Linked DNA regions of Homo sapiens: regions 1 and 3 are each linked to region 2. The links are chromatin contacts, found by Hi-C or POLR2A ChIA-PET in ENCODE. All regions are on one chromosome and are shown on one strand. Each heading gives the region's core, a stretch centred on a gene start or an enhancer-like site at or near the end of the contact. The rest is flanking DNA. Distances are from core to core; before and after follow the strand shown. Region 1 overlaps RBMS3 (RNA binding motif single stranded interacting protein 3). Region 2 overlaps RBMS3 (RNA binding motif single stranded interacting protein 3). Region 3 overlaps RBMS3 (RNA binding motif single stranded interacting protein 3).

Region 1 (3,750 bases), core at 630-3,129, 85 kb after region 2:
CATCTTTTTACATCTCCATCTTTTTTGTGCTACCATCAAGATCGTAAACTAAGTCAATTGGTCCTCTCAATGATTTTTTTATTTTTATTTTTCTCTTCTCTGTTCCAAAGATAGATATGGAAAAATATCATCGGCTATCAGGAATTTAAGTATATTTTTAAATTGATCATGAGATATGTAAACATTCAGCAGAAAATTCTTCAAAGTAATAAAAACAATAATAAATGAGTGATCAATGAATCAGTGGGACAATAATTTCTAGGATGCCCCCAAAACACTAGGAGATGTAAATTATTTTTTAAGACTCACTGGACTTTTGTTCACTAAACTATAGTCGGCAAAAAAATGTAAGTATATATAGAAATTTAATCATATGAGTCAAAATAGGAAGAGTTTCTTGCTTAATCATCAATTAAATGCAAACATTATTAAAAAGTAGAATGTTGAATAAATGTTTGACTTTTGGAAATTATATAAAGCAGGAAAGTAAGATTCTTCCAAGGACATCCTTGAAAACACTTCTAGAGGCATATTCCAGGGCTTTATTATCCATGTGCCTAATCTAAAATGTCAGTTTGTTATCAGAAAATCAAATTCATCCCCAAATTTTCACAATAATATTCATTTTTAATACTTCTGGATAATTGAAAGCACAGTGGTAGGTCCCATGAAATTGCTAGAGCCTATGAAAGTCAGAGTAAGAGAGCTAAAACAGGGGATTAAATTATGTTTTCCGATTTGTGTGAGCATCATTAAGTCTAAAAGTTCTCAATCTTTGCTACATACTAGAATTATCTGAGCAGGCTTTAAAAAATCCCAAAATCCAGGTTGACCCATACTGGTTAAATCAGAACACTTGAGGTCCAAACCTATTTTCTGAAGGTCCCTAAGGGATTCTCACGAGTAGTCATGGAACTGAGAACCTATGATTTATGCCACCCTTATTCTCATTATATGAATGTTTCAGTGATTACGAATATCGGCTTTGAAGTCAGATCCAGATTTTGAATCCTGGTGGCTATGGTGGCTGCATAAATTTGAACAAGTTTCTTAACCCTTTTGAGTATCAGTTTAAAGAAAGTATTATTCCCACTTCATAGGGAAGTTTTGAACATTAAATAATTTAAAAACTTAGTAGAGTATGAGGCATGTAATATACAATAACTGTGTTAATGTAAATATATAAATATAACAACCTATTATTAATGACAATTATTTAGTACTAATCAAATACTATGTCTAGTTTACAGCAGATGCTTGGCAAACATAATTTTGCCCAAATCTGAATGAATATACGTAACCCATTGTCAAATCTCTGCTGAATCAAGGAATTCCAACATCGTGTTTTGGGTCTTTAAAGCACTCTCTCATTTAAAATACACAAAGGCAGGGTTTAAAGATTCCAGTATTCACTTCCTGCTCACACCTGCCACCACATAGATTTATGACATCTCAAAAGCAGCTGCGTAATTTGAGTCTGACTTGCAGAAGACAGCTACTAATAAATTTCCTAGGGTCTTATTAGAGGAAACTTTTAAATCTTCAATGACACAGTAAGAAAGAACTCTAAAAATTTCCAGTCACATTTTTCTTATTTACTTGTTTACCCTGGAGTGCATGATGACTTGTTTTCCTTTAGTTGTATCTGAACAGTCTGACAGATTATTGTGACAAGGTTACTTTTAAACTGATAAAAGGTTTGATTGTGTCGGTGCATTTGTCAAAACTGTCTGACACCATGTATAATGGACTCTGCGCTCGGAGCCTGGATGGCACTTGAGTCTGGCTCTTACTATTCAGCGTTCAGCACGCACTATAATGAGACATCCAACAGGGTTGTGTAAAAGTCCGGGAGATTAGCTTGGGCAGACCCTTCGGCTCTCCAGCGCAAACACTTCTATTTCGTTCCTCTGGCTTTTCATTGTGGGTGTTTCCCCTCTCTTTTTAAATGTTAAAGTGACATTCAGAGTTTCATTTTAAAGGGGGAAATGCTAGGGTGTCATGACTTGAGCAAAGAAAACATTTACGGAGAAAAGTGTGGGGGCAGGGCAGTTGACTTTCCTGCTCTTCTGGTAAGGACTGGAAATATGTATGTACCTACCCAAGAGTTTCCCTCTATTTTCCTGCATTCTGTTTCAAGTGGCCTTAGCAGCGGCATGTTTACTTTATAATAGAAAAACAATGCACTCTGTTCCTTCACAATATTTTAATTAACTCCATAGCAGTCAATCACAGGAAAGTGGGGGCAATTGGCTGGGGCTTCCTGAGAACATTGTATTAAATCAAATTTATAAGCCACAAAATGGTTAGATAAAATATGTTGTAGATGTGGAAAATATAAATACAATAATGATTTTTTTCCATTGTAAATGCTACCCATTATGATGCACGTTTGATTTTATTTTTTAGGAACAATTTAAATGTGTTTCCAGGGCATATTCAGAATCATAAAATAGAAGTTACCAATTTCTTGGAAGGACAAAATATAACTTATATGTAAAAAATCATTACACTACAAATATTTTATCTGGCTCAAAAAAGTTACAATGCTCTCTCTCTCTTTCTTAAACCAAATCTATCTTCTCCGACTTCCGTCTGGTCTTCCTGAGATAAGCATAAAGGATATATATGATCCAAGTGTTCTGTCAGTAGTCTTCAACTGATCATCCATCCATGAGTAAATCTGTATAATCAGTTGGATTCCTAGTTTTTATTACATTGCCTTTAGTGCTTTTAATATTACAGCCATTTAATTGTTTAACAGTATATTGATGACCCGTTCAAGACTGGGTAAGAAAAAGGGGGGAGGGATAGCATTAGGAGATATACCTAATGCTAAATGACGAGTTAATGGGTGCAGCACACCAGCATGGCACATGTATGCATGTGTAACTAACCTGCACATTGTGCACATGTACCCTAAAACTTAAAGTATAATAATAATAAAAATAAATAAATAAATAAAAAGAGATTAACTAAAAATCAACTCATTTGGGTTCTATTCTGTGCTACTTTGCTGTTTCTTTTGAAGTTCATTTGGTTAATTGTTCCCATGTCCCTGCTTTTTAACGGAAAAAAGAATGCATATGACAAAATCTTTCACCACACATAATTTTTCTACCACCACTAATATTACTTCTCACACCCTCTTCTCTGAACAAAAAGCATTCTTCTTTCAGCTTTTCAACTATTCCTACTCTAATTGTTCCTTGATCTCAGAGGATCACTTCTCCGTACTCTGCAGCTGGAGTTACCTATTTGAAACAAAAATATAGCTATGCGAACTTCCTGTTTATGACAATTCAATGATTTCCTCCATTGTTCTTAAGATAAATCAAGCTTCTAACATCATCTCCAAAGGAATCATCTTGTCCTTTCGTGTTTTCTAGCTCATTTTGCCCCACACTTTACCTCTTTCTCTCTGCTATAGTCACGTGGCTTTTTCTTAGCCCTTTGTCCTTGGCATGCCCCCTCCAGCCCTTGGCTCTGCACACAATGTTTCCTTTACCTGGCTGCTCTTCCACTTTTTTCTAGATTAGTTAAATCTATTTATCCTTCTAATCTTAGCTCAATTGTCACTTCCTCAGAGATACCTTTGCTAATCGCCCTAACTAGGTCTAATCTTGTGCTAAAAAATCTGTTAGTATCATGCTCCTCTCTCTTTTGCACTTACAGTTGCAATTTTTTATCAGATCATATATTTAATTGATGCCCATTTTCCCTAGTAGAATATAATATTTCTCCTTTATC
Region 2 (3,753 bases), core at 1,049-3,548:
ACACCAATGTATCTGCTATTTCTGTGTGAAAAGTCTAATTATAAATCAGGAAGCATTCCTACATTAAATTAAAGTGGTGTTATCAATTGATATTTCTTTGAGTGACATTTTGCCAAATATAAACCAACAGTTAAGAAAAGTGATATAACCTAGGACTTCAGGATGATGGATTTATGCAGAACATGAAAAGTGTACAGCAGACTTTTACATAGAAATTAAGATATGCCTCATACATACTGAGCCCCTGGTTATGGAGTTGCTCAGCAAAAATTCAGGCCCAGATTCACACAAATATCTGAGTTCCGGCCAACTGCTTCCTGATTCTGAAGCTTAATTTAATCATCTTAGTGCAATGCACTAGATCTGAAAAGAATGGCCTAAATTCTACTTTAGGACTTTACTTGTTTACATGGCATTAGGTAGTGAATGTAGCTAATGGAAGTTCAAATTGTAATTCTGTATTTTAGTACTGAAGCTTTAGTACTATTTAGCATAGTTCTCATTTAAGTGGCTACTTTCCATCTTTTTTTTTTTTTTTTTTTTTTTTTTTTTACTCTACCTAACAATCACGTCTGAAACCCTATTGTCACTCGTTGGGTCCTCCTAGATATCATGGCCTGGTAGACACCAAGAGAACGCTTTTAAATATTTCAGAATCAGCACAGTAGATCTCTGTTCTACAATTTTAAATAGCCCCTGCACTTTTTTACAACACATATAATAAACTGACAAGTTGGTAACTAGAGTCCATTAATAAAATAGGAATGGTCACGTTGAAAAGTTTGGAAGCCAGGCAAAGCAGAGAATGGCTGAAAATAAATGCTTAGCATGAAAAGAGATAAAGGGAGGGGTGAGGGAAGAGTAAGCAACAGGCAATGAAAGAGACATGAGAGAGAAAGAGAAAGAGAGGGAGGAATTGGAGGTGAGGAGTTGGGAAACGTTATCTATCTTTAAATATTAGATGGGTCATATTAGACTTATTCCATTTGCTCTAAAGAGATGAAATAAAGACTAAGTGTAGAAATTATAAGTAGGCAGAGTTTAGCTGTCCAGCAAATTTTACACCAGTGGCATCTCTATTATTGGGAGTATTAAAAAGAGGCTCTAAAATCCCTCTCAGAATTGCTTAGAAGACCAGATGTGGGCCAGATCACTGCTTCTCAAACTTTTTTTTTTTTTTTTTTTTTTTTTTTTTTTTTTTTTTTTTTTTTTTGAGATGGAGTCTCGCTCTGTCGTCCAGGCTGGAGTGCAGTGGCGCGATCTCGGCTCACTGAAAGCTCTGCCTCCCGGGTTCACGCCATTCTCCTGCCTCAGCCTCCTGAGTAGCTGGGACTACAGGCACCCACCACCACGCCCGGCTAATTTTTTGTATTTTTTAGTAGAGACGGGGTTTCACCGTGTTAGCCAGGATGTTCTCGATCTCCTGACCTCGTGATCCACCTGCCTCGGCCTCCCAAAGTGCTGGGATTACAGGCGTGAGCCACCGCGCCCGACCCCTGCTTCTCAAACTTTACCTTGCTCGTGAAACAAGAAGGGATCTTATTAAAATTCAGATCTACATCAGCACTTATGGGCTGGAGCCTAAGATTGAGCATTTTCAACAAGCTCCCAGATGATGCCCAGGCTGTCCCTCTATAGACCACATTTTGAGCGGTTAGAGACTCCCTTAAGGTGCCTTCTCACTGGAAATATTAAAGTATTTCCTCAGGTAGGTAGTAGAACAAAAGAAGTGAAGGAAATCACAAGAGTCAGCGACACTACATGCTTAAATTTCATTGATAAAATGGCTAAACCATCCTGTCTTTTTAGAGGCAGAAAATCGCTGGAAAACAACACTTCAGAGATAATAGCATAAGCACTGAGATAATGATACTAAAATGCCCTCAAAGAAAATTGGCAGCAGTTCCAGATTCATACCCAGTGTAGACAACTGTGAGGAGCTTGAAACTGAATGTAACCCCTAATACTGAAATTGAACCCTGCTAGCTAATAGCATGTTCACACAAGCCTGTGTTTAGGGAACAAAGATTGAAGATTGAAGAACTCAATGAGACAAGGATCTGAATATATTGTACTATTGAGCCATAGTGGGAGTGGAATTACAAACCAATACACTGAGCTTTTCTGTGTTCCTATTGACCTTTGGACTCAAGGAAACCCAAAAAGGAAAGAGAACTGGCATCTGAGTTGCATACCATGCTACTTTTAATAAGCTGCAAGATTTGCTGCCCTTGAAAACACTGCTCCCTATTCTGTGCAAACAGCTTGATGGAGGGCCAGCTGAAGGGATGTCACTCGGTCAACAGGAAGTGAGTGTGGACAAAAGGTCCAAGTTTAGGAATGCCTCTCTGGATTTTATTTTGATACAGAGCCTAGTCAAACTTGGTTCTTGTGGCCAGAGCCAGAATAAAAAAATGTGCTCACAGGCTAACCATGGCCTTTTTATTTTTATTTTTTCATTTTTAAAGGCATAGTCCCTAATAACACAATCATATGCAGAACCCAACTAGAAGAAAGCTGGAATACAAGAGAGGGGCATGAATTTCTTAAATGTTCTTTCCCAGTTACATTTAAAATGTTTGTTAATGTTTTTCCTCACTAAAGGAAAAAAAGGTAAATGTATTTCAGATGCTTTACTTTGCTCTCTGTGGCCTGAAGAGGTCTTTTTTCTCTTTCTTTAGAGACAACGTCTTACTCCGCAGCCCAGACTAGAGTGCGGTCCCATGATCATAGCTCACCGCACCCTAGAACTCCTGGGCTCAAGCAATCCTGCCTTAGCCCCCTGAACAACTGGGACCACAGATGCATGCCACCACCATGCCAGCTAATTAAAAAAAATTTTTTTTAGAGACAATGTCTCACTATGTTCTCCTGGCTAGTCCAAAACTGCTAGGCTCAAGCAACCCACCCACCTCAGCCTCCCAAAGTGCTGGGATTACAGCATTAACCACCACACCCAGCCTCTCAAGAGGTCATTTTTTCAGAATGTAGGCTGGTCGTGATGGCTCATGCCTGTAATCCCAGCACTTTGTGAGGCCAAGGAGGGCAGATCACCTGAGCTCAGGAGTTCAAGACCAGCCTGGCCAACATTGCGAAACCCTGCCTCTACTAAAAAAAATAAATAAATAAAATGCAAAAGTTGGCTGGGCGCAGTGGTTCGCACCTGTAATCCCAGCTATTCAGGAGGCTGAGGCAGGAGAATAGCTTGAAACCGGGAGGCGGAGATTGTGGTAAACCGAGATCGCACCACTGCGCTCCAGCCTGGGAGACAGAGCAAAACTCCGTCTCCAAAAAAAAAAAAAAAAAAAAAAAAAAAAATGTAAAGGGAGTCACTCATATCTTCCAGGTTAAAGTGTTTTATGAAATCAGTGTACAGTGTGTACATAAAAAAGCATCATCAGTTCTCAGGCATCATAAGGAAAAGCTGCATTTCCCTCATCACAGCATGATTTCATGTTATGGGGTATTGAGTTTCACTGAAACCTCTGTAAGTTTTGTAGTTAGACAGATACCAGTTCAAATCCCCTTTCTGCGACTTACTGGTTGAGGTATATGAACCTGTTTCTTCATCTTGAAATTTGACATGGTAATAGTTGGAAAAAGAACTGGGTAACAAAAAAGGATACAAAGTAAGTGAATTGGAAAATTTTATCAGGAAGCTCATAGGGTTGTACTGGGCATTTAAAAGAGATTATGGGCTGGGCGCAGGGGCTCATACCCATAATCTCAGCACTTTTGGGAGGCTGAGCTAGA
Region 3 (3,324 bases), core at 537-3,036, 110 kb after region 2:
TAATTAATCTTTGGCTGGAAGGTGAATTTTACCATAAAAGTCTAGTCAACAATGATTCTTCTTGGGAGACTCAGGGGTAATTCATCAACCTAACCCCCAATTATATTATTAGTTTTATTAGATAAGTATATGTTGCCTTATGTATCTATGAAAACATGGCAACTTGAGGAGTGGTTCTACTTGCCTTTATGCTTCTGGGGCTGTGGTAAGAACAAAAAAGGGAACTATAATAAATGTATTTTCTCCACCCTTCTCCTTCTGCAGTTCTCTGCCAAAACACCTGCAAGCATACTGCTTACAGACAAAACCACAGCATCTGGGCTACCCAAAAAGCAAGCATAGTGGCTTATGGAAATGTATTCGTTCATCACTGGCCAGGGAGAATACACCCACCCATTTCAAGCATAGTCATACATGACTGTCAAAACTGTGAGGAATATGAGCTCCTTATTTTTGGTCTCACTATATATGTACAAAGTGAATTTTGCCTGTTACAGAAATAGAGGGGCTAAGAGAGCTCATAAGATGTTTGCAATATATGTAAATAAGTGTCTTTTCTATTATAAACTAACTAAATGCACATTTGAATTTTAAAAATATTTGACTATCAACATTGACTTCTTCAAAAGTCTTAATTTAAATAAGTTCAAATCATTGTTACAATGTAGTTTTTCAACTATTTTGGTAAATAACTTATTTTATTCACATCCTTTGACAGACATGGGGCATTCATATGAGTTTCTTTCTGCTTCACATCAGTTTTGTGTATGTGTTTGAAACAATAAAAACTCCAGTCAATTCAGTTGCTATTTGTGAGTGGTGATGGAAAAGATCCATTCTTTGCTGGAAAAGCAATATATTTGTAGCAAATAGCTACCAACTTTAGTAGAGAAAATTATTTGCACACTGAACAGGGAAACTGCCAAAGCGAAGAACAGAGCATCTGCTATGGACAAGGGTGTAATTATCTTGCTCATCCAAACACCGTTGGGCATAAAAGTTTCACTCTCTCTCTCTCTGGCAAGACACTCTGCTCAGATTTTTAACACAACATTATTAGCAAATAATAACTAGTTTGGAAGTCCTGTCAATAAAAACAGTATGTCTTTTGGACCATTTCCTGAAAAATGGAAAACAGGCGCTAATCTGATAAAATCATGAATCATTTTAGTGCCAAAATGATCAAAAGCATCATTTCTGTCCTGTCTTAAACATGTCAGATGTCTTTATACATTGTTTGCTATAGAATGAGGATTTGTCAAAAGAGGAAATATCTATCTTTCTGGTTCCAGATTACAAGTTATTGTATGCTTCTAAAAACGATTTTCTGATTTGTAATGTTTTCTTTACCCAGGAGGTGAGATTACCATTACTTTTATGCCACCTTACCTTCGTTGAGAATGAAATATGAGTAGATCTTTCTGCTAGGCCAGATTAACAAAATGAAAGAAGCCTGTTTATGATGAATGGATATCAGATATCAAAGGATAGCTGCTTTTCTGATTATGTTGTTGCCACTTCTAACTTTTCTCTGGGGATTTCAATCTGAGATGGGCAAGAGACTTGAGTCTACTCAAAAAACCACCAGAAAAAAGTGGTTGAATTTCCTTTTCCAATTGCTTACATGTAGTTGTGTTGCTTTTTTTTTTTTTTTAAGAAGAAAGGGATAGGAATCATGAAGTCATTTCCAGCAAATGTCCTTAATAGGCAAGCTTGCCAAAATATCACCGTGCCCCTGTCTTTCCCAAAACCTTCCAACAGCTATCAGCAACAGCTGACAAGCACTAGCTAATTTGAAATTGTATGTTCTCTCCTGTCAACACCAGACCACACACACAGCTTTGAAAAACACCCAGTGAATACCATAATTTTTAAACAGAGGGCTCATCATGTTCCATTTTCTTGTGCTTAAAAAGTAATATGTACTTTCTATTCAGAATTTAAAAACCTTCACCACCCTTTGAAGTTTTAGATTTAAAATTTTATTCTTTGGCATCTGAAGGAAGAGGACATCAAATATTAGAGGCAATAAAGCAAGTAGAAGTGACAACTTCCCCTAAGGTTGGTGGTACCAGACACTGGCGCAAATTCATCCATCTGCATGTCTCAAGGACATATTCCCACATGAGGATCTAGGAGGGAAAGTGTCACGGAACGAACAGATGGGCTTCCTTGCCTAGACTAGCCTAATGGAGCTTTTAGGCAATTTGCATACTAGCTGTCAGTGACACAGGTGTGTGTCAAGACTTGAGAGAAGCTAAAAGAAACCTTATATAGGGTATACTTTCATGCTGATTCATGCTTGCCTTCATTGTGAATGCTAATAGGTGATATTTGTTAGAAGGCCAGCAGTTCAGTGGTGGCACTTTGTTTTTTCCTTCTAAGTTACAGGCTGCAGGCAGTTCAGTGTGGGTTCAAGTCAGAATAATTTACATTCCAATAGAAGGCTAATACTGAAGTCTTGCTCTTTTTATTAGTGAAACATATCCAAAATAGTATTTCCATGCCTTCACTTTTTATTAAATATGTTGGATCTTTTCTGGTCTTATGGTCAAACATTTGAATGTTGAAATGTTGAGAGCTGCCTGACTCTAGTACAATCTCATTACCTGAAAGAAAGAAACGGTGGCTGCCAAAACCAATGTGAACATTCCCAGGGCTCATCAAATTCTAGAAAGTTTCAACTTTTCTGCAATCCAATAACAGACCCATAACAGTGCACAGTATACTGAAGTAATGAAAAAAAAATCAATTAATTTAAGTAGCATTACATTATGTGTTACATACTGCAACTTGCTCCTTGACCTTGACCACATAAATTATCTGCCATTTTGATAGGCAGGCACATTGATGCTTCAAGTGAACCACATCTTCCATAATTCATACCCCAGTCCAGTATACTCTCACATTAGCTCTGAGTTTAGCCATAGATTTGCTGCAACCAAAAGATAGTCACGAGTATGATAAAGCAGTGGTTAGATAAGCACTCCCACACATTGGAGCTTATTATCCTGGGATGCTCCCAAGAGAATAACTAAGTAGTTTAGAACCCAACTACTCAGCCTTTTGGAACCCATCCACTATGCTGTAAGGAAATAATCCCAACAACATAATTTCCTGATGTCGATTTACTCAGACAAGCTTTGGGGACAATAATTTGTACTTACTGCAATGAAGACTGTGTTGTGTTAGGGCTGAAACATATGTCATTTCAGGCCCAGAATATCCTTCTAGAGAGGGAGGCCACATGGAGAGACTCTGGAGAATGAGATAATATATGAAAAAAGAGTCCAGGTAGAGAAGTACTGAGGTGCCGCAACTGAG

What was found. A loop is a pair of places that touch in the nucleus more often than their neighbours do. ChIA-PET counts read pairs that join two places held with the same protein, here RNA polymerase II (POLR2A). Pooled maps may share reads with other maps.
Region 1: a map of heart right ventricle shows a loop between it and region 2 (2.7-fold over the local background). The contact joins two enhancer-like sites. A Hi-C loop is called at or near these places in 4 of 168 maps with a recorded cell type or tissue (aorta, endothelial cell of hepatic sinusoid, heart right ventricle and 1 more) and 3 of 50 pooled maps. POLR2A ChIA-PET finds 5 or more read pairs at or near these places in 3 of 52 experiments (AG04450, OCI-LY7 and activated naive CD4-positive, alpha-beta T cell).
Region 3: a map of Right ventricle myocardium superior shows a loop between it and region 2 (2.1-fold over the local background). The contact joins two enhancer-like sites. A Hi-C loop is called at or near these places in 1 of 168 maps with a recorded cell type or tissue (Right ventricle myocardium superior) and 1 of 50 pooled maps.

Annotation. Positions count from the first base shown.
Region 1 is chr3:29,438,809-29,442,558 of GRCh38, reverse strand. The region is part of intron 2 of RBMS3 (RNA binding motif single stranded interacting protein 3); the gene reads right to left. Among named protein-coding and RNA genes, the nearest start is that of RBMS3, 160 kb to the right of the region's middle. Within about 2 kb of position 1,879, at least 7 of the 41 ENCODE cell types and tissues checked have a DNase peak (open chromatin) inside an H3K27ac peak, as active enhancers do; they include heart right ventricle, where a contact is called at or near this core.
Region 2 is chr3:29,523,981-29,527,733 of GRCh38, reverse strand. All of the region lies in intron 3 of RBMS3 (RNA binding motif single stranded interacting protein 3), which reads right to left. Among named protein-coding and RNA genes, the nearest start is that of RBMS3-AS2, 120 kb to the left of the region's middle. Within about 2 kb of position 2,298, at least 14 of the 41 ENCODE cell types and tissues checked have a DNase peak (open chromatin) inside an H3K27ac peak, as active enhancers do; they include heart right ventricle, where a contact is called at or near this core.
Region 3 is chr3:29,409,298-29,412,621 of GRCh38, reverse strand. The region is part of intron 1 of RBMS3 (RNA binding motif single stranded interacting protein 3); the gene reads right to left. Among named protein-coding and RNA genes, the nearest start is that of RBMS3, 130 kb to the right of the region's middle. Within about 2 kb of position 1,786, at least 2 of the 41 ENCODE cell types and tissues checked have a DNase peak (open chromatin) inside an H3K27ac peak, as active enhancers do.